3 separate regions of the Homo sapiens genome follow, and regions 1 and 2 are each linked to region 3. A link is a loop called in an ENCODE intact Hi-C map of the cell type or tissue named here. Cell type or tissue: Caco-2. All regions are shown on one strand.

The links. Peaks named below come from ENCODE experiments on the same cell type or tissue, not always from the same donor. Only the 100,000 strongest peaks of a DNase experiment are listed, where the experiment ranks them.
Region 1: it touches region 3 in a loop (5-fold over the local background); 22 of 110 quality-filtered maps call a loop at or near these places.
Region 2: a loop joins it to region 3, with 8 times the contacts of the local background. A loop is called at or near these places in 15 of 110 quality-filtered maps.

Annotation. Positions count from the first base shown.
Region 1 is chr2:36,915,793-36,923,792 of GRCh38, forward strand. It overlaps STRN (striatin), which reads right to left. Exons shown (of 18, transcript NM_003162.4): 3 at 286-359. Among named protein-coding and RNA genes, the nearest start is that of STRN, 47 kb to the right of the region's middle. In Caco-2, no CTCF peak of the experiment used is centred here; a DNase peak (open chromatin) is centred at 3,409.
Region 2 is chr2:36,691,562-36,699,561 of GRCh38, forward strand. VIT (vitrin) reads left to right here and starts at 5,146. Exons shown (of 16, transcript NM_053276.4): 1 at 5,146-5,412. The region is part of intron 2 of LOC124905990 (a long non-coding RNA gene); the gene reads right to left. In Caco-2, a CTCF peak has its summit at 4,424; no DNase peak of the experiment used is centred here.
Region 3 is chr2:36,780,560-36,788,559 of GRCh38, forward strand. VIT (vitrin) reads left to right here. Exons shown (of 16, transcript NM_053276.4): 10 at 1,168-1,212; 11 at 2,781-2,843; 12 at 6,570-6,717. The region is part of intron 1 of LOC124905990 (a long non-coding RNA gene); the gene reads right to left. Among named protein-coding and RNA genes, the nearest start is that of VIT, 88 kb to the left of the region's middle. In Caco-2, a CTCF peak has its summit at 4,821 (motif pointing left); a DNase peak (open chromatin) is centred at 4,782.

The sequences.
Region 1 (8,000 bases), 140 kb after region 3:
AGACAAGGTTATGCTGGTGCATGTTACCCCATGAACTCTGATCCTTCCAGTAAGTGTAGAACATAAGCAGAAAATGGGGAACTAAAAGAAAGGGGAAGAGGGAAAAGGAAGGAAGGTGGTGGAAAATGATCTAAATGACACTAAATGGTGCCAAAAGACAAGCAGGTCAGAAAAAATAACTAATACACAAATAATTAGAAAGTAACTTACAGTTGTAAATGCTGCTAGAAAATACTAGACATTAACTTCTTTTTAACACTTAAACTTCCATTAAAATTAGCTTACCAGAATCATAGCTTGGAGGCTTCATATCTCCCTGATTCAATTCTGTCCCGTATTTCAACTTGTGGTATTTGGCTCTAACAAAGAAATGAGAAAATACAGACCATCTTAAAATATGTTTAAATTAACATACACAATAGTAGTAGTCACAAGAATTCAGTAGTCCTGGCTGAACACTCCTAGAACTTTCAAAGGCTCATAGCTTTCCATGGTGTCAAAGTTATAATACAAAAGTGCTTGCCTTTTCGTTGTTGCTGTTGTTATACCATCAAGTATCCTTATAACAAAATAAAGGAATAACTCTGGGAATCATTAACTCTTCTTTCTGTAATAACAAAATGAACGATATAACATCCTGGTTTCTGTAGTATTCAAATTTTCCTGATGATTGCCAAAGCTAAATTTTACTATCAAAAACAGTTAAAAAAAAAAAAAAGGTTTGGATTGTGAAATAAATTTGTAGAAGACTTTTCTCAAAAAATTGAGCTTCTTAAAAAAAGAAAAGTCATCTACAATATTATATGACTTGTCAGATAATCATGATTTGCCAAATATGCATTATACTGCACAATCCAAGGGGGAAAACCCCAGCCCAAATCATCAATGTTGAATAAGATATTCCAGTAGAAAGGAATTTTTTTATACTAGTCAAGATATCCCTTGTCTTTTGCTCAAAAAGAACTGTGAATGGGAATACTGTTTTATCTTCTTTTCAAAGTTGACAGAATGTTATCATTCTGGTTAATAGGATTTAACCATCTGATTTAACTATCTCGGATTTAACCATGAGACTAGAAAAATAACCCAGATAATGTAGAAATTTTTAAAAGGGTGACTAAAAATAGCCATATCTGCTTAATCTATTTGCATATTTTCACTTGTTGGCTCCCTAAAATATTGAGGCCATTTATAATAAATATTCAATGTGTTAAGACTGGGACTCTGTGAGAAACACCCAAGAATGATCAATAAAAAAATAAAAAATAAAAATAAATAAAAAAAAAAGACTGGGACATTAATATAAACAACAATTTGAAAAACCAAAATAATAAAGTAATAAAGGAAGCAAAGTGTAACACAGCCAAATTTGAAAGTTTTTTTTTTCTTTATAAAAACCTAATAGAGCACTTACCGTTAGGTTTTTTCATAATTTAAGAAAAGTAGTGGCTGGGCACGGGGGCTCATGCCTGTAATCCTAACACTTTGGGAGGCCAAGGTAGATGGATCACCAGAGGTCAGGAGTTTGAGATCAGCCTGGCTAACATGGTGAAACCCTGTCTCTATCAAAAAATACAAAAATTAGCTAGGCATGGTGGTGTACCTGTAATCCCAGTTACTCGGGAGGCTAAGGTGGGAGAATCACTTAAACCCGGCTGCAGAGGTTGCAGTGAGTGAGCCAAGATCATGCCACTGCACTCCAGCCTGAGTGACACAGTGAGACCCTGTCTCAAAAACAAAAAAAAGAAAAAAAAAAAAAAAGAAAAAAAGAAAAGTAGAAAGGAAATGAAAAATTATTTGCTCAAATGTGTAAAATACTGAAATCTTTCTTATTTTGCAATAATAATCATTTTGCAGTCACAACAGAAAAAAAAGTTTTAGACAGAGAGGAATTCTAAGAAAACCTATGAAAATTATAGGCAGTTGATGTCCTATTTCTTAAGGTAGGTGATGGGTACATGAGTATTTTTTATAACAGTCTTTATATCTTACACGTATGTATGAAATATTTTATAGTAACATTTACACATTAAGAAGGAAAAAAATATATTCATATGCCAATGAACTGATCTCTTAAGCAAAAAGTAAAAGGTACAAAATACTATGTATGTCTCCATACATTTTTTAAAAGATACATATCTATTTCATTAGCCTATGCATATGAATCTTTCTGGAAGGATACATAATACGTAAGATATCAGTTGATAAGATTTCCTTGGGAAAGGAAATCAATGAACTGAGGCAGAAGGGAGACTATTTTTGCTGTTATTTGATTAATTAACTATATAGATACTTAATTTTTAGTAAATATGTTTAGTCCAAATTATTTAGAACATCTATTTTCAATGTGTCTCTTAACCACAAAGATTTTATCACTGGACGAAATGTTTGCCCATCTAGTTCAATGTATTTGTAATACTATTGATCATCAGAAGGTAAGATTTACAGACATTCATCTGACTTGCAGTTACTAGAAAGTAAACAAAGTTCTAAATGTAACTGTCAATCTCTTATTTTTCCAGAAACACACTTCATTTACCATAAGACAAAGTAGTAATACCTGCTAGAAGTCAAAATAGCAACTGAATGTAACTAGTCTGAAGACAGATTATATTAAAGCTTTTAAAATAATAGTAGCAATAAAATGTTATGGAGTTTATATTTTTTATATATATATAAAAGAAAAACATTTTCAAACACAAAATACTGCATTATAGTGCATTCTAGTGGTCTCAGGAAAAACTACAACAGAACCTACAAAAAGGGAACAGAAAATATTTTACAAAAATAAATATAACAAAAACTGTGACACATTATGAACATTTTATTTTAAAAAACAGACAAAGGCAAAAATATGTAAAGAACTGTTGTTTTTATCACAAGCTATGGTCCCTTAAATCAAGGTCTCCCTACTGAATTGTTACATTCACTAAAATATATTTTTCTCACAGAACCCTCCTTATGCTTAATAGCATTCCTTTTTAAGTCAATATGTGAAAATACCTTCTCATTCATACCGTTTTCCACTGTTTTAACACTCAGCTCACTGTGTTAACCAATCTTTCTTGTTTGCTATTCTTTTTCTGTCTAATTCTGCCTATAAGATAAAAAAGCAGATCTTATATCTAGCAACTCCATGTTTGATACACAGGTAGGCCCTCCATAAATGACCTTTATTGGATAAAAGTAGCATAAAAATTGCTTAATAACTATAATACACTAAAGAAGAGTAATTTTAGCTTTGTTTCAAAGCCTATTATTATACATATTATGCTAGGAGTATAACAGCATCTCAATTATATCTTAAATGTGGATGCTAAAAATAATTTGATTAATTTCAATGAACTATTACTGAATTCCTATGATTTACAGGCACTGTGCTGGCTGCTGGGACAACCTACAGCTTGTAGTTAGGTAAGGGTGGAAGGTGAGGGTATGCGTAAGAGACAGGAATGTAAATAACTACAGCATACTGTGTAAGAGCTATAAGGGCTACTAGCAAGTATTACAAGAATGCAGATAAGGGATTATCTAATCTAATTCGGTCAAAACTGGTGTCAAAGAAAGCTACCAAAAAGAAGGTAACACGTGAGATTTTAGCTAAATCTCAAAATACCAGTGGGAGTTTTCCAATCAAAATGGATTGATGGAGAGGGCATTTCTGTCAGAAGGGACATCTTAAGTGGAAGAAAAAAAAAACACACACAGTGGGTCAAAAAACAGCAGACAGAATAATTACACCCAAAAGGTATGGAAGGAATGGAGACAGAGAAGGGACAGAAAGGGCCTGGCTGTGAAGAACTTTACTAAGAACGTGAAATTAGCTAGATATTTTTAAACACGGATATAACAGAATTATCATATTTGTGTTTTAGAAAATGAATTCTACGGATATGGAAGACGAATTAAAATATGGAAATACTAGAAGCAAGGAGGACAGTTAAGTTACTACAGTAGGGTAGATAAAAGTAGCAGTGAATAGAGAGAAATTTTAAAAATGGCAGAAATTTTTCAGAATTGTATTTATATAGTATTTGAGGTTCCTCAACATAGATGTTCCTAAGTCAACCTCAGATTATACACTATGTAATCTTGAAAATTTATATTAAATTTTATCACACATTAAGGAATGCTTTGATAAATCCACTGCTAGGTAAGTAATTCTTCTGTAATATTAATAATTCGGTTTTACTTTTGGATCCTAAAGTGGGACTACTTAGAAAATCTGCAAAAATCATGCAAAGAAAATCATGTAAAATCATGATCTTTACTTAGGCATTTACAGCTGAAATGAATTACAAGGTATCTGGAATTGCATTAAAATAGATCAAGGTGAAAAAGACTGACAAAAACATTAACTGTTAAAACTTGGGGCTGTATATAAAAGACATTAGTTTCTCTATGAGTATATTTCAAATTTTCCTCAATAATTTTTTTTAAAATTCAATTTAAAATTCAAGCCACAAATAAATGCTTTTTAAAAATGTCTTAGATTATACAAATAGTGCCATAACATCAAGAATAATCCCAAATCATTCCATATACTTCAAAAGAAACAAAACCAGGCTGGGCGCGGTGGCTCACACCTGTAATCCCAACACTTTGGGAGGCCGAGGTGGGCAGATCACCTGAGGTTGGGAGTTCGAAACCAGTCTAACCAACATGGAGAAACCCCGTCTCTAACAAAAATACAAAATTAGCCAGGTGTGGTGGTGTATGCCTGTAATCCCAGCTACTGGGGAGGCTGAGGCAGGATAATCTCTTGAACTCGGGAGGTGCAGGTTGCAGTGAGCTGAGATCGTGCCATGGCACTCCAGCCTGGGCAACAAGAGCAAAACTCCGTCTCAAAAAAAAAAAAAAAAAGACACAAAAGCAGGAACTCTTTTCCAGGAGCAATCCCATTTAGTTAAGAAAGAGAAGAAAAAAATCTTCCCTAGATTCAGCCAGTTCCTTATCTCTACTGTCCTTCAGAGTCAAATTTCCTAAAAAAAATAAGCAACTCTGCCAGGCGCGGTGGCTCACGTCTGTGATCCCAACACTTTCGGAGGCCAAGGCGGGCGGATCACAAGGTCAAGGGATCGAGACCATCCTGGCCAAGATGGTGACACCCCATCTCTACTAAAAATACAAAAATTAGCCCAGTGTGGTGGTAAACGCCTGTAGTCCCAGCTACTCAGGAGACTGAGGCAAGAGAATGGCTTGAACCCAGGAGGCAGAGGCTGCAGTGAGCCGATATCACACCACTGCACTCCAGCCTGGTGACAGAGCAAGGCTCTGTCTCAAAGAAAAAAAAATAATAATAATATAAGCAACTCCATCTCTCCCCACTTCATCCTTCTCAGCCCTCGATCCTCTGTGATCTGGCTCATGTTCCTGCTGCCTTACTGAGGCTGCTTTAGTAAGGGTACCAATAAGCTTCCAACTGGCCACTCCAAATGACTATTTTCAGTATACAACTTACTTGGAGTCTACTTAGCATCTTCAGTTATTGAACTCCCTCCTTTAACTCACTTCCAAAATACTACTCTCTCCTCCTTCCTTCTCTATTTCTTTGTTGGCTCTTCTTCCTCTGCCTTCTCTTCAAATATTTCTACTTCCTGTCACTCCTTCTAGTTCTCTCTTGTTTCCCCAATACTTGTTCTATCAACTACTCCTTTCACTTCACTCACAATAATACTGATGATTCCCAAGCATATATTTCTCATCATGCGTCCCCTTCACATATCTGCTCTTTAATTCTTCTTTTTAATTCATTTGATACCTTCTAAAAGTCTCTCATAATTCAGATAGTCCTTCAAGCCAGGAACCTGGGAGTCATTCTCAAATTATCTTTCTCATTCACCCACTGTCCCATCTCCAAATTTTTATATAAGCTTCAGATTTCATGGACTCTACTTAAAATTTTTTTTTTGTTGATGTGTCTATTTCAGCAGCTACTGTGTTATCATTTCTCATCTTAGACTATTACAATCTTTCTGCCTGTGTTTAGAGATCTTTCCAGTCCACCCCCACACTGAGGTCAGGAGATCTTTCTAAAATGTATTTCATACTCTATCTTGCTTAAAACTTTCAAGTGCTTAACAACTAAATGCAGTATATATTTCCAGATTGGATCCTGGACCAGGAAAAAAAAATGCTATAAAGATCACTTTTAGAACATCTGAATATAGACTATATCAGATAATAGAATATCAATGTTACATTTCTTTAATTTGGTAATATACTATAATCATATAAGGAAATGTCCTTGCTCTTAGGAAATATACACAGAGGTAGTTAGGGACAAACTAGCAAATGATTTAGGGGAAAAAAATGGTACCTATAGAGAGAGCAAACACAATAAAGCAAATATAGCAAATCATTTTCAATTGGTGAATCTGGGTAAAGGGTATACAAGATTCTTGCAACTCCTCTATTAGAGGTCATTTTAGATAAAATTTTTTTGGCTGGGCATGGTGACTCACGCCTATAATCACGGCACTTTAAGAGGCTACAGCAGGAGGACTGCTTGAGCCCAGGAGGTCCAGACCAGCCCTGGGAACAGGGCGAGACCCTGTCTCTCTAAAAAATTAAAAATTTATCTGTGTGGACTGGAGTATATCTGTATTCCCAGCCACTTGGGAGGCTGAAGTGGGAGGATCACTTGTGCCCAGAAGGCTGACACCGCAGTGAATCATGACTGTGCCACTGCACTACAGCCTAGGCAACAGAGCAAGACCCTGTCTCAAAAAAAAAAAAAAAAAAAAAAATTAAACCTCCCACATTCCCTGTTACATGTAAGATAAAAGTTTGAACTCCTTGGTTAGGCTCTCTATGATCTGACTCTTGCCCCCTCTACCATTATCCGTCATCAACTGAGAGGAGGACCACAACCAACATCCTACTCTCCACACACAAAGATTACAAATTTCTGAACACACCAAACTGCTTTGTTCCATGTCAAACATGTTCTCTCTACTTCCTGCACCTTGTCTGTCTGACAAACACCTTCTTATTTGATGCTATTCAAGCCTCACCTCCTCTTACTCTGCACTCCTTTCTACTTTCATCTTCCAGATGAAAATAACCACTCCGGGCCGCACGCGGTGGCTCACGCCACCCAGCACTTTGGGAGGCTGAGGCAGGCGGATCACGAAGTCAAGAGATCGAGACCATCCCAGTCAACATGGTGAAACCCCGTTTCTACTGAAAATACAAAAATTAGCTGGGCATGGTGGCAAGCTCCTGTAATCCCAGCTACTTGGGAGGCTGAGGCAGGAGAATTGCTTGAACCCAGGAGGTGGAGGTTGCAGTGAGCCAAGATCGTACCACTGCACTCCAGCCTGGCAACAGAGCAAAACTCCGTCTGAAAAAAAAAAAAAAATCTCAAATACTCGGCCAGGTACATTCGCTCACGCCTGTAATCCCAGCACTTTGGGAGGCTGAGATGGTGGATTACCTGAGGTCAGTAGTTCGAGACCAGTCTGACCAATATGGTGAAACCCTGTCTCTACTAAAAATGCAAAAAAATTAGCCAGGCATGGTGGCATGCGCCTGTAGTCCCAGCAACTCGGGAGGCTGAGACAGGAGAATTGCTTGAGCCCAGAAGGCGGAGGTTGCAGTAAGCCGAGATCACACCACTGCACTCCAGCCTAGGCAACAAAGCAGGACTCCAAAAAAAAAAAAAAAAAAACAACTCACTACTCCCAAATTATGTACTTTTAAAAGTGTTTTTTCTTTCCATGTCCCTAATACAGCTTTTCATCAACTTTCCCAAAGTATGAAAAGAAACACGTATTTTTCACTAAGAGGTCAACCTATTTTCAATCTCTTACACCATTTAAAGATTCTACATGATGATGAACACAAGTTCTAATAAAATTTTATCTATTTCTCATTATTCATAAATATCATCTATTTATCTAATTGCATCTAAATGCTATTTTATTGCAAATATCCCATTCACCAACTTCAAAAAGAGAAAAACAAAACAAGCATCATTAAAAACAAAGCAAAAAAGT
Region 2 (8,000 bases), 89 kb before region 3:
GACTTTGCCATTGCCATGAGTTCTCCTGTATAGCTGCTGTCCCAGCAGCATGGACAACAAAATAAACACATGTAGAGCAGAGGTTCCCTAGCCAACCCATAGACATATAATGGGAAGCAGAGTCGCACAGCACAGAACAGCTTAGATCAGCAGAGCCCCAGCTGACCAGTGTTCTGTGAACCAATCTTTTATTTTAGCCTTCATGTGCTTATTTGGCATAATAGGGAGATATAAGGCCTATAATCTCCTGCCCACCATTTTGAGCCCTCGTTTTTGTATAAGGCACTTTTGTATTTTTCTAATCTGCCAGACCAGCAACGCTCTGTAGTGTAGGATCTACAGGATAGCTTCCAGCTCCCAGTATCATCCTTTAGATCTTTTAATCTCTTTTATATTCTTACAATCACAGTGACTTACCCACATTCATTTTTTGTTAGTTTGGCCTAGAATATTGTAGGTATTGTCTAATACTTGATACAGTGGTTCCAGCTCATTTCTTTCAAGGAAGCATTTGGGAGTAGTGATCTTTCTGACTTCCTTTTGTAAAAAAATAGCCTAAAGAAAATGAATTCTACAGGTTCATCATTTGCTCTTCTCAGAGCCTACCTTTTACCTAGTAATCAAGGACTCCTATCTAATAATCATGTTTTTCTCCCTGACATATTCTTAAGAAACTCTTCATTCTCGTTTTGGAGGCTTTTTTTACATTGCTCAGCAAAATCTCTTTTGATGGTGATAGTGTACATTTAACAAAAACAAATTACACTGGCAAATTTCCCATTCACATTGAAACTACACCAAACATGTATACTTAGCAGTCATATTCAGCAGTGTCCAGGAAACTGAAATAACAACTGATGGATGCTTGCAGTAAACATCTGCCAAAGTGCAGGGAGAAAACAGTCTCAAAACTGTTGTAGAAGCGTTCAAGGCAAATCACATTTCTATGAAATATTGATGCAGCATCAAAGATGATGTTGCCTTAGACATTTAAGTGAGCTTGTGTTATGAAAGGTGTAACTCTTGTGTTTTATACCTGCACACAGTAAAAGTATCAGGAGTGTCTGAAAAGACTATCTCATTACTTAGACTCTTAAATTGCCACACTGAATTTTTAAAAGTCACATAAAAGAATGGATTTGTGATATGAAGAATGCATTGATTTCTCCACATTCTGTCTCCAGAATGAAGAAAAAAATGAGGCAGTATACTAAAGAGTCATCAAATTCAATGTCTATGACAATAATAAAAACTTTTAATAGAGAATGTTCTAAAAGAGATTCGAGTTTTTGTGCTGGATACAATACAAGACTGGGATACTAAGTTTACGTGGTGATAAACAGTTATTTAAGAAAGAACTGATGCATTCAAGCAACCATAGGTGATTTATAAGTAAAACAGAATTTTAAGTAGTAATAGCAGGAAAAAGTGAACATCACAATTCTTGTTCTCAACTTGAAATAACATAGTTCAGTTTATGCCAAGTAGCAAGCTCAAGGCCACTCACCAGGAAGTTGTGATCTTGTTTTACTTTAAAAAGAGAAAAGATTTCCCCAAGGCCACCACCTCGATTGATTTTGTTGTAAGTGTTTTTGTTGCTGCCAGACGTCTGGGATGGAGGGTTGATTCCACTCCTGGCACCATCACTAGTGGTCCATGCAAGGCCCCAGGACTTTTGCCTTAATGTTTTTTATTCCATTTTATCCCAATTCTCCATTCCTATCCTATTTTCCCATAGGCAGCCATTCTAATGTATTTTCAATCATTTTTTAGTTAATACTTATTGTATGCCCTATTATATGTTGGCTTCAACGGCTAGGAATGCATCACTGATCAAAGCAGATAAAAACTCCTGCCTTCCTGGATCCTATTTTCTAGAGGGGGACGCTCGATTTAAAAATCAAGTAGTAGGGCCGGGCGCAGTGGCTCACACCTGTAATCCCAACACTTTGGGAGTCCGAGGTGGGCGGATCACGAGCTCAGGAGCTCGAGACCATCCTGGCTAACACGGTGAAACCCCATCTCTACTAAAAACACAAAAAATTAGCCGGGCGCGGTAGCGGGCGCCTGTAGTCCCAGCTACGCGGGAGGGTGAGGCAGGAGAATGGCGTGAACCCGGGAGGCGGAGCTTGCAGTGAGCCGAGATCGCACCACTGCACTCCTGCCTGGGCGACAGAGTGAGACTCCAACTCAAAAAAAAAAAAAATCAAGTAGTAAATATTATTAAAGGACAATAAGTACTAGAGAGAAGAATAAAACAGGGAAGAGGAAAAGGAAAGGCTTGGAATGTTGGTGCCATTTTAAACAGGACAGCCAGGAAAGGGCTCACTCAAGAGGTAACATTTGAGCCTAGATTTTAAGAAGGTGAGCATGGGAGCCACGCAGATATCCGAGAGAATACTTCGGGGACAGCACGTACGAGGGCTCCAGGCCTTTGCTTCCAGCTTCTGAACAGTACCTCGTGGTGTGCTTCTCCCATACTTAACTCATGAATTCTCTGGTCATGGACTTCTAGTGGCCCTGTGTGAGAAGCTCACTGACGAATATACCCCCAGAAAGAGGTGGATGGATCCTGGGGTACACAGGTAATTCAACCAAGTACTTCTGGATTTTCCTCTAGAATAGCCACATTTGTCTTCACCAGTAGCAGCTCATCATGGTTATGACATGTCTGCCATGATCTTTCTTCAGATTTCTAATTTTTGCCAAGATGATGAAAACAAAATGATATGTCATTGTTTTTTAAAAGAGAATGGCTCCTTTTTTACCATTTTTAACTGTGGTAAAAAAAATGTAATAAAATTTGCCATTTTTTCCATTTTTAAGTGTACAATACAGTAGCAGTAATTACATTCATAATATTGTGCAACCATCACTACTATTTCCAAAATTCTTCATCACTGCAAGTGAGCATCTCTTCATATGCTTTTCAATACATTTATATTTGATTTTGCCTTATTTACCATAAGAAAACAAGTTAAACTATTATAGTAAAAGAAAAGAAGCTCTAAGTCTTAATAGAGCACCATTGCTTTGGAGTCAAGAAGCCTTGGATTTGAATCCAATATCTTGCCTTATTGGCTGCATGACCCTGGGAAAGTTGCTTAATCTCTTTAGGCCTCAGTTCTCTTATCTATAGAATGGAGATTATACTACTAATCCTTCTACATTCTTCTAAATATTAAATGTAATGATATATGTACAGGGTTGCTGTCCTTAGTAAAAGTAAGTATTTGATAAACAGCAACTAGCATTATTATTATTATTATTATTATTTTTTGAGACCAAGTCTTGCTCTGTCAACCAGGCTGGAGTGCAGTGGTGCGATCTCGGCTCACTGCAACCTCCACCTCCCAGGTTCAAGTGATTCTCCTGCCTCAGCCTCCCGAGTAGCTGGGATTACAGGCACCCGCCATCACACGCCTGGCTAATTTTTGTATTTTTGGTAGAGATGGGGTTTCACCATGTTGGCCAGGCTGGTCTTGAACTCCTGACCTTAGGTGATCTGCCTGCCTCGGCCTCCCAAAGTGCTGGGATTACAGGCTTGAGCCACCGAGTCCAGCAGCATTAGTAGTAGTAGTATTAGGAATAATGTGATTATGAATTATGCTTAGGCTGCCATTCTGAACCTGCCCTAATTCAAGTGGTAGGACAGGGGATCCTCAGTGTTACAGCATTATCATCCTTACCACCAAAGAACCTGGGCTCAGAATTTAGTGGAGGAATAAAGAGGATTGAGAAATAATTTCATTGCAGAACCAAAAGAAGTAAGGGTAAAAATGATTAAATAACATTCAAATCATTATCTCCCTTTTTTTAGTCTTCATGTTCCTTTAATGGAGGAAGATTCCTGATCAGTGTACAGTGATGTATTTATTTAACAGTGACCTGTGCAGAAATTACATACTATCCATCTAGATAGCTTGCTACACTTCGCCTATTGATGGAATCATTCCATTTATCAAGTTTTATACATCAAAAAGCTTTGAATTTCATCAGGCTCTTCATTAATTCACCTCTGAAAAAGTGGCATTTAATTTCAGCTACCATGTTTTATAGCATTAAAAAGCTTATGCATCTCTGCACAATGGCATTGAGCAGATGAATCCCACCCAGATTCACATAGTCACATTTGAGAGCTTTAGACCAGAGAGCTGGGCCAAAGTTACTCCTAATCAACACAGACTTCTTACCGTGAGAGCCTATCTTCTCGGCCACATTTTATATAGCCAATGAAGACGTGCCAGCAATCATCCCATGTATAACTTGGCATTAGAGCACAAGATCTGTCAAACAATTATCTTAAATAAGGAGCAGTTCCAGGGCCAACAGATGAGGACAGGAGGCTTCTCGAATGGAAGAAGGTTCTCCTCCCTAGCTGCGTGAGTGCACACTCCCCAGCAGGAGGAGGAATGACTCTTTGCTACCTTCTCCTGTGCTTGAAAACAGATGCTCTGCCACACTGATGGACACTGGAATCTCAAGATCTGCCAGATGTACTTTTTTTTGGTCTGATTTTTTTTTAATGATGTGATACGTTAATACACATTTTGAATCTGAATCTCTTAGATTTCATTGATGACACTAATATATAAATAACTAAAACTGGCAGATTTCATGTGAGATTATTCATCAGTATTTTTTTTGAAACATGAGTCAGGTTTTGCTTCCCACTATGATTATCTTGTGTCCTGTAACTACCAGCATATAATTGAGTCATTTCATAAAACTTGCCAAAACGCAGAAAGGACTGAAGCAAAACAAAACAAAAAAATAGCATTAATATGTAGGAAAAAGTACATATTTTCAATTCAAAAGTGGGAGTCCAGTAGAATAAGTTTGAGAGTGTTTGCACAGTTTTCCTTCTTTGTGCAGTTCAGTCCAGCTGTTCACTAGCTTTTGAAAAAGAAAGAAAAAATTGAATTGCCCCTGCTGAAGTAATTTTTAAAACATATCTTTTACTTTCCATTTTTATCTAAGTGGTCCTCCTCTACTTTTTAGAATGTCAAATTGTAGAATTTGCTTACTGAAAGTTTGTGCTTTGGGCTACAAAAGAATATTTAGAAATCCTTACAAAAAAAAAAAAAAAAAAAAGCAGTGGGAGTGGAAATTTGAAAGAGGACCGCCTAATTCAGCACTAAAACCAGTGTGAGAAGCAGTATGTGTGAGCATGTGTGTGTGTGTATGTGTGTGGGGGGGGGTGTAAAATGTGTTTTTCAAAGTACTGAGAGGTTGATGGGACTGTTCGATTAGCTCCTCTGAGAAGAAGAGAAAAGGTTCTTGGACCTCTCCCTGTTTCTTCCTTAGAATAATTTGGATGGGATTTGTGATGCAGGAAAGCCTAAGGGAAAAAGAATATTCATTCTGTGTGGTGAAAATTTTTTGAAAAAAAAATTGCCTTCTTCAAACAAGGTATGTCTGATGAATTTCTAAGCTGTGTATATAGTTACTTTCCATTCATTATCATTGAAACGTATTTGTCTTTAAGAAACTACAATACAAAGCTTGACCGAGTAAGCAAATTTCAGTTTCAAGAGAGTTGAGATGAAAGTGGATGGTACTTGGCATCCTTGTAAACAACTAGTAATATACATATATATTTATCAATTATAAATAAACTGCATTGATATTAATATTATAACAAGATTTTTACTGTTCCTTTAAACCAATTTAATTATGGTTACAAATAAGTTGAAAAGTATGACATTTGTGTAGAATTTTAAAGTAATTTAAGTCTCTATTATCTTGCTTTTTTAAAAACTTTGCTTGGAATATGTGGAATGTAATAGCAATATAGCAAATTGCTTATAAAGATTGTGAATGGCAGTATGAGAAATGGGCACATTGGTGCTAACTTAAAAGAGAAACTATTTCGTGTGGATCTCTACTTCTCTCTATTCAGACAGATTTCAGTGGAATGTGGCTAGATGTGCGATTCTGTGTCTTGTTTACACTTAAAGTGTTTTCTTAGGCTGAATGCTTCTGTTACTGATAAGCCCAACAAGGGGCTGGCATTGTTAAGTCTGCCATCGTAGCTCAGCTTTTCACAGGAAGACAGGATATGAAATCTCTTTTAAGTATGATTTGTGTCCAACTAGTATAAACATGAAATAAACGCCTCAAGCACAGGTTAAAGAGAGAGGATAAGACTGAATAATTAGACATGACAGTTTTCTCCAAACAACCCACAGCATCTTTGCCATTCCTAAATCAAGAGTGGAATTAAAAATTTTCTTTGGACTTATTGTAAAAATAAAAACAAGCATTCTTGGCCGTGGTGGTTGCTCAAAATTGCGTGTGCTAAGAAAATAGTATTTTGCCGTTACGTTGTGTTGCAATAAATTTGGAAGTTTTGGTGGTAAAGTTCTGAGGTTGTTTTTCCCTTGGTCTCTTGAAAGATGAAAACACCCTGCAGCAAAGCAGGATCAAACACTGTTTGTTTGTGTATTTTCTCTCTATGTGTGTTAGCTGCAAGTGGTAGCTAGTGCTGGTAGGAGAGCTGGAAGTGCCCATCTTTTATTTATTGAATTAAAATACCCTCTTTTGTACAAAAAGCTTTAGACAAAGAATTACAAGATTGCAAAGACTTGCATTTTTTTATTGCAATATGCTGGTTTCCCAGACTAAGCTTCATTTAAATATATCTTATGCCTCACCACTAAAAAAAATAAAAATACCTTAGGAAGATTGGAAATGCTTAATATCTATCCTAAAACTGTTTAATTCATGAATATTGTTAAGAAGATCTGTCTTTTCCACCAAGTTACTGATCACATGAAGAATAGTTTCTTTCAGAGAAAATACATGAGGTTTGAGAATGGTTCTCAGCTATGATTCCTATAAGACACATTGAATACAGGAAAGCAGTATGGTTCAATGCATGCGCCAAGCCAGGAGTCCTAAATTATAGTAACAGCTCTGCCACTACCTATTACCTTGGAAAACATATATAACATTTCTTGACTTTTGTTTCTCTCTTTGGAAAACAGAAATAGCAATGCCTGTACACCCTCCCTCCCAGGGCGGCCACAAGGGTCAATAGTGGTTCTCAGCTCCAAAGGAGTTTTGAAATGTCAAAACTTCTATAGCAATGTAATCTTGGCCTGGCGCAGTGGCTCACACCTGTAATCCCAGCACTTTGGGAGGCCGAGGTGGGTGGATCACCTGAGGTCAGGAGTTCGAGACCAGCCTGGCCAACATGGTGAAACCCCATCTCTACCAAAAATACAAAAATTAGCCAGGCATGATGGCGGGTGCCTGTAATCCCAGCTACTCGGGAGGCTGAGGCAGGAGAATCACTTGAACCTGGGAGGCAGAGGTTGCAGTGAGCTGAGATCACGCCACTACACTCCAGCCTGGGCAACAAAGTGAGACCTGGTCTCAAAAAAAAGAAAAGAAAAGAAAAGAAAAGAAATGTAATCTTTTATTCCCCACATATTAAAAAAAAAAAGATTACTTTAGAAAGCATTTATATAATAAAAACTTCATGGCCCCCAACATGTTCCCATGATGCTGTGTCCACATGTGCAACTTCCCCTCTCCTTGCTAACACTTGGAGGTGTGAGCCAAGCATCAGCAGCAGTGGGGACAAGACAGAACACAATGGGCCTGTCTGTCAGTAGAAGGGCATTTAGCCATGGTGCACTGGAGAGGTTACTCAATGTCTCCATCTCTATTTCATCACATACGAAATGAAGAAGTTACACAAGATAGTCTCTAAGCTTCCCTCTCAATCCTATGGTTCTATGCACTGGGACCTCTCCAGTGTCAAAATGTGGCCAGGAAAATTTCACTGTTGAGACTCTCTGTACATTGCTAAATGAAGAAGTATCGAAATAGTGCTATGAAAATTATGGTATATTTTAAATATGCATGTTTACCTAACCAGAGACTTACATGTATACAAAAATGAAATTTGACATAATTATATTCTTCACAAGACAATTAGAGGGGGTTATATATATATATACACACACATATATATAGATGTCTCCATATTC
Region 3 (8,000 bases):
TATGTGACTAGCTCAAGGTCACACACCTGGTTAATGACCGAACTAGATTAAACTCAGGTCTCACCATTAAACCAGAATGTGCAGTAACAGATTGCCTTTCAAAACTGTCTGGCATCTTCATCACATAAAGAAAAATATCACCCTTTTTTCAGTGTGTTAGTAATTTCAGCTGGCAGAAAAGCTGATAGCCTTTAAGAAATAAAACAGTTGATCATGCTCTCAACTTTCTGAGCTAAAATAGAGAAGGAGGGAGGGTGGGATGGAGGGAGGGAGGGGAGACATGGAAAAGAGAGGAAAGGAGGGAGAGGGGCAGAAAGAAAGGGAAACAGCCATTTGTGTGTTATAAGGCTTCCTGACACATTTGTGCTGTCCCTGAGCCCCTCTCAGCCATGATTTTCCAAAAAAGATCAGAGATTATTGAGTAAGACTCTCCTCCTCCCCTCCACCCCTTCTACTTCATTAGCACCAGTTTGTGGTTGAAGGCCATTAAACATCTTACTGCATACAGGTCCAGGTGCTACTTTCCTTTATTCTGCTTGAGTCACACAGTGAGAAGCAGAATCTCGGGAAATAAGCGGATTGCCTGATCTCTGAAGGGGCCATATTTGTTCAGTGTAGTTCCAAGGAAGGGAATTCAAACAGGTGGGACAAATGTACCTAGAACGATATTAGGCATATAGTGAGTGCTTAATAAGTGTGGATGTATGGATAGATGGGAAAGGATTTAGGGCAAAAGATTCAGTCTCAACAGTGCAAGAAGGAATCTACTACTTTGGTTGAATATGTAATGAATCCCCTGTCTCTGGAGGTATCAAGCACTAGCCAGCCACTCACAGGCCAGGGATGTTGCAAAAACAGATTGGGAGGTGGTTTGGAGTGGATGAATTTTTAGTTCCTTTTGAATCCAAGGATTCCCATTATTCCAAGATTCTTGGTGCATAATGAAAAAGAAATTGGTAAAGATGTTTATGCCTTTGACTTTAAGAGCTTCAGATTTTAAAAAATCATACAGATTTCAGGTTGCTTCATCCAAAATTCTGGCCCTCTGTTCCTTTATTGAACTTTCAGACACAATTGGGAAACCTTATCATCCCGGCAATTCACTCAAGAGTTTCTGCTGGTTTGGTTTAAGTAACAAGTTTGTTTCTTTTCAATTTTGAAAATCAGGAGAGATGGACTCATGGAAACCTGGATCGGTCCTTTTAGATGAAGGTAATTATACAGCCCAACCTCTCAGCCACGCGTGGATCAAGATGCGCAGGATAGCAGAACTAAGAGTCTAATAATCCAGCTGGCATAGCGGCCGAGCTCCACTAGCCTAGGATTTCTAATGGCTCCCGCCTCTGATTTAAGGGTCCTACAAAGGGCACATTGAAACTCCCTCCCTAGGGAGGCCTGGGGTAAGGGGCAATATTGGATAACAAAAGGGAGAGAGGAAACGTGAAGACAAAAAGCCAGAAGGGAGCTAGTTTCCCACCCTCAAAATGGGTTTGGACCCTGACTCTATCTGGCAGCACACTTTAACTTCCTCCAACTCCACTTCCTCCTTTGCAAAATGGCTTTCAGGTTTTCCCTTCACGAGAATGGGTGTTGTTTGCTGCGTACTGCATTAAATATTTGAAACTCCAACACACAAGACCTTCCAGCTCTTCATGGGAGGGAAGATTGTACTGGTAGGGGAAGAAGGAGGTGAAGGAGAGGACTCCGCCTCTGGACTTGTACTTCTCCCCTTCCTCCAACGCAGAGTCTTGGGGCGTTTCCACGACAGGCTCCTGGCTGAGAAATGCTGTTAGCCACCCAAAGTGAATGTTTAAAATGATGTGAGGAAGTGGGATGAGCTAGCTGACCTTTAACGGAAGGATGAAATCATGTGCTTTGCAAACTGGAAAAAATAACAAGCCAGTAGAAAGCTCACTGCAGCCAAGCGCGAGCGAAGACCCCCGCACCTTCCTCCACTCCGGGGAATCCCGGAACTTCCGGGCCTCCTGAAAACGGGGAGACTCACTTCCAGTGCTGCAAGCGTGCTCTGCCTGGGAAGCCCATTCGTGTTACCAAGCCTAAAAGGATTCGCTTTTATTGTCTTTATTTCTTTAAATGGTATATTTATGAACTTGGCTCCCATGTACATGGCTCTAAAGACACCCCCTTCCCCAAGGCTGAAATGCAACTCACACACACAGCTTCTGAGAGCATGAAACCTTTTTGAATCTCTACTTCTAGTCTCAAACACCTGGGAGGGAGGAGTTGCATTTTAAGCCCTCTTATGTGAGTTACTTTTAAATAAACTGTCTTCCTCCAGTCCACATCCAATCCTCATTAGATTGTCCTTCTTGTGCCTTACTCATCTTCGTTCATTGTGTCAATCACCAAATGTTGACTGAGGACCTACATGATCTTGGCACGGTGGAGGTTTATTCGAGCAAGACACATTCTGTGGCTCAAGATTTTCAGAATTTTACAGAGACATAATTTACAATGGCCAAGTGCTTAACGCTTTCAGATGACAAAACTAAGGCTCAGAATAAAGAATAAATTAACAAGAACAGAACTCAAGTCTCCTGATTTCAAATCCCCCAGCAGAGTACTATGTTTTTGATAGGCTGTAAGTAAATATTAATTTATTATTTTTCTCAGGATGGGGGTGATGTGAAAAAAAGCACAGTTAGCTTTAAGCCAAGCCCCCAAGCTGGGTGTGAATATCCATTATGTCCCCTCCCATGGGGTAAGGCCAGCTGCTTCCTTTCCTTGTAAGTCACCAAAAGTTTTACTGCTCTTTCCAGGACTTGTTCCAAAAGAAGAATTGAGCACACAGTCTTTGGAGCCAGTATCCCTGGGAGATCCAAGTAAGTTAATTGACAACTAGAAACCCACGGTGTCTTTGACATCTGAACTGCTCTCTCCTCTCTTCCCACTCACTCCCACTCAAACCTGCCTCTCTCCTACCGTGGATCTATTTATCTCCTCTCTTCTGACACCTTGTTCTAAGGGGAAAGGGAAGCTTTTGAAGGATATAAACTGTCTATGTGCATGAGGGGGAGAGGATCAAAATGTTTTAACATCACTATGGCAACAGGGTGAAGAATGGGATGGAACGGAAAGACAAGGAAGGATGAAAGGAGGAGACGGGCAGGTTAGCAGGGGCAATGGTCTACTGCAAATGATGGTGGCCAGAACTCGGAGTTGGAAGTGGAAATGAAGATAAATGGGCATATTCAAGAGATACAGAGAAGGGAGAATCTATAAGATGGAAGGTGGAGGTTCGAGAGAGGGAGAAGTTAAAGATGAGTTGAGCGACTAGGTAAATGGTACTACAATGAGGAACACTGGGGATGAAGCAGGTTTATGTCTATCATTTTCTTCGAGACATTTGATCTGGTAGAGAGAAGACTACCCAGGTCTGACATTCAGAAGGAACAGCCCAATCAGAAATTTAGAGTTGTAAGACAATGAGCTATGGTTCGAAACCGAGGCTATGAGAACAGAAAATGTGACTTAGGGAGACACAGTAAAGTAAGAAGATACAGAAGACTTAAGCCTGGAGAACAACACTAGGTGGAGGAGAAACCACCTGAGGATATCAGAAAGGAAGAACCAGAGAAAAACAAGGAAAATGAGAAAGACATAGTAGTAGCCTGCAAGGTATGGAAAGAAAGCACCTGCATATTCCGCTAGAAAGTCACTACTAGTCAGCCACCAATGGACAGTGAGGCTCAACCTTGCTGCATATGAGAATCACCTGAAGACATTATTAAAGATGCCCATCTTCCTGCCTCATACCTACTGTATCAGGTTCTCCCTAGACCTTGCTACCCAAAGTGTGGTCTGGAGACCAGCAGAATCAGCATCAGCATCACCAGGGAGCTTGTTAGAAACACAGACCTGCTGGTTCTACAGTGATTGATTCCTTTGCACATTTACCCTTGAGAAGCACTTTACAGAGTGAATCCCAGGAGTCTTCATTTGTTGAAGCTGCATTAGCAACCCTGATATGTACATGACTGTGGTATGTATCCAGAGTTAAGAAACACTGGCCTGATGTATTGGACAACACAAAGCATTAGTCTATAAAATGGTACCATGTTGAAGGAAACTACAGCAATTAAATACATTGATAGAGTGATTCCCATAGATACTATATCTTACTTTCTCTTCCTTGACTTTCAACCTCTGATCTCTTCTTTAGCCATAATAAATTGCTCACACTGAACATTGTATAACCCAATTCTACCTGTTAGCACTGATGCTGGCATCTTCAGATCAGAATGTTTTCACCTCTATATAAGAAAGTCATGGGTCTCAGTCAAAACATGCCCTGAGCTGGAACCATTGTCATTTAAAAGAGGAGCAAAAGTAACCGTGGTATCAGCCATCAGGCCAGTGAGTAAAGAGAATTAAGCAAATAGAGAAACAGCTCACCTTCTTAAGACCTAACTATAAGATGAATACGTTAATCCTGAAAACAATTCCAGATGTAAGAAATAAGGAGAAAAACTGCCTGTGAGGAATCAAAATAGATGCTACAATATCCATGTACTTTATTCATGTAAAAAGAAAATCCCCTCTGGCCCTTACTCTAATTAACACTTGTTCCCAAAAATACTTTATTCCAAAAGGTATATTGAACTAATCTGCTGACATCTGGAAGGGAAACTCCACCTCAGGATTACTTCTCCAACTTTACTGTGCACAGGAATCACCTGGGGATCTTGTTAAAATGCACGTCTGTCTCTATAGGTTTGGGTGGAGCCTGAGAGTCTAGCAAACTGTAGGTGCTAGTAGGCGGCAAACCCTGAAGAACTCCACTGCCACCTGCTGGCAACAATTCACACTGCAAGCCCCGCCAGAAAAAAAAAATGAGTTGGCCTTGCTTGGGAATCCACAACATGATAAGCTGCATATGAGAATCACATGCTGCTTCTCCTTTCCTTTACCCCAGGTTTTAGTGGCATTTTTCAACTCTGCTTCTGGACTTTATTTGCCTCTTTCATTCTTCATCTCAAGATCATGCTTGGGTATAGGCAGTTTGGGGACAGCAAAGGACAAGGGAAGCCAGTTGAAAAGGATGAATTGGTAGGCACTGAACGCCCAGGCAGACAGGAGGTAAAAGCTTTTCTTTTGAGATTTGCTACTGAGCCAAGGTACAAACAGGTGCCCTGATTCTAGATGGAGTGAAGTCAGCCAGTGCCAGACGGGTCCCTCTCATCTCCTACTTCCCTGGTTTTGATTGCCATGCAACACTGCAAGATAATAAAACACATTCTCAGGTATAACTTTTCTCCTAATCACAGTTCTGCAGTAGCACTCAGCAATAAATATTTCTCATCAATTCTTCTGCTCAAAACTTTGTCAACTCATGTTCATTTATTGCTTTCATCTTTAAAACAATTTTTTAAAACCAGCAACAACCCTCTCCACCTACAGAGCTTCTCCTCCTGAAGAATGGGAAGACTCCAGCTCTGTGGCAACAATGCACCGTGGAGAACATGGGTGGTTGTGTGCAGATTAGAGAGGTGCAGGTCCGTCTGGCCGCTGCTCCCCACCCACAATGGGCAGTGCCCCAGTGTCCTCTCGGATACACCAGCCTAGAAATTTCCAACTTTACTCACTCTTTTTTTTTTTTCCTATATGGAGCTCTGTTTTGAAACATTTTTGTCTTCTAAATTGCAACTGTTAAATAATTTATTTTTCACTTTTTACTAATCAAAGGGATCTATAGCTCCCAATAAGAACCTCTGATCAGCACTGAATAGTCAGTTTTATACTGAGATGATATCATTCCTGTCTACCGCAAAGGAAACACTAATTTCCATTAGCCTGTGTGGCTTTTCACTAGTTCCTTTTGATGTTTGAAAGGGTGAAAAGAGCTTGCAGCCCATCCATCCCTTTACCTCTCTTATAACCTTCATATATCCACAGAGATCCAGAGATCCTAAGGCAGAATAACTATCCTGGTCCTCATCACAACTAAAAGAAAGAAAGAAAAAAAATCTCGGATAGCTACGAACAAGGGCTGACATCCTATACATATATGTAGATAATTTCTTTGGTTCCCTCGCCCAGGGAAATGAAGGAGAAGATTGATATCAATTTCTTATTCTATAATTCCTGCCCTCCCTCAGTGCTGGCCTTGCAGATCTCTCACACCTTATAAAAATCCAACACTGGTTTCTAAAAAGTTAGGATGAGAGCAAAAAGCCACACGCTCTTGCGACTCAGTCTTGATGAATTCTCACAACGGGGAGTCTGCACTTACAAGATCTTAGCCTAGGAAACCATTGACAGCCTTCCCTAGCTTGGCTAGGACGTCGCTGCTTCTGAAACCCATAATTGTGGCAGATACATAGAGTTTTAAACAGTTATGGAAATAAGGACTAGCCTAAGTGTCCAAGACCCTGGTGCTCAGGGAAACCCCTGTGGGATGTAAATAAATATACCCTGCATCTTCCTACCTCTTTTTCCCTTTCTTTTCATTTCTCAGGGGGCTCTGATGGAGAAAGAGGAACAAGAGGATGCCCAGGTAAATGCAGTGAGAGATCATGAGAATAATAGAGTCTTTTTCCGTTCCGCAGACTGCAAAATTGACTTGTCGTTTTTAATTGATGGGAGCACCAGCATTGGCAAACGGCGATTCCGAATCCAGAAGCAGCTCCTGGCTGATGTTGCCCAAGCTCTTGACATTGGCCCTGCCGGTCCACTGATGGGTGTTGTCCAGTATGGGTAAGTGCAGTTAATGTTCTGAATCCAGAAAGGAAGTCATGCCATGTGCTTAATTTTATGCCACGTGCTTAATTTTATGCCACAAATATTACCAACATGTCCTTGAGCACAGATTTGTTCTCTTCCCTAATGCAAATGTAAATGAAAAAACTGAAGGAATCCAGATGCCTTTAAGAAATCTGAGACTTCCTGAAGGAAGGGACAGATTAAAAAACACTTGTAAGTAGATGGCATTTGCACTCAAGAATATTTATTTGTCTGGAAAACAGGAGAGATGCGTGTGAGTGTTAACTTAGCCAATAACCAGCTCTGTGGCCTTGGGCTAGGCCTTCGCCTCTCTGATTGTCAGTTTCCTCATCTGTAGATCATGAAGGTTGGATCTGCTTTCAACCCTATTACAGCATTTGTTTGAGGGACTCCACCCTGTGCTACAACCTATCCACCTATAGGTTAGACGCCTAGAGAACATGGTGCTTTAGGTTGTATCTTCTCTTTTCTCCAAATAACCTTAGGCCCCTGCACTGGTACTGGAAAAACTCACCAGGCAATGGAGAAGAATGGGTGGGAAGAGAGACGGCCCCCATCAGTCAGCTGAGCACCTAGATGACTTTCGCCAACCTGCTCTATTATTATACTTAGGATAGAAATGGAGGGCTCGTGTTGACATCCAGTCTCAATCTTTCATTTGGCGGTAATAAATCACTCTTATTTCAGATATGAATAGGTTTCTCACTGAAACAGATACATAGATATTGATAATAAACAATCAAAAGAACAAGCGTGCATAATCTTAAATTTATACACACATCTTAAATAGGTAGCCTTTTGACCAAGAATCATTGAGGGCAGGATGGGTATCATGCCTTCTACAAAGGACCAGTGGGTGTGGAAGGGGTGACGGAAGTGGAAACCATCATAACCTTTGGTGCCTATTGCTTAGAAGTGCGGTCACAGCTTACTCACCCTCCTGAAAAGAAAAACTATCCATACCTGACAACACCCGCGGGGTCTCCAGCGCCTTCAGAGGTTTTATTTTAACAAAGTTTGCTCTATCAAAGAGATCAATATTAATTTTTGAGTTGTCAAGAGAAATAAATAAAATGCTTTATTTTCATAAGAACCTACATTTGTGTTTTTAGAATTTAATTCCGATAACACATTTGATACTACCTTCTATTCCTGTCAGGAAAAATTAATAGATGAGTTAACTGGCACTTGTATGTAGTCACACTCAATTAGATAAAAATAACCCATTGCTGCAAATGTCACCTCTCAAGCTCAGG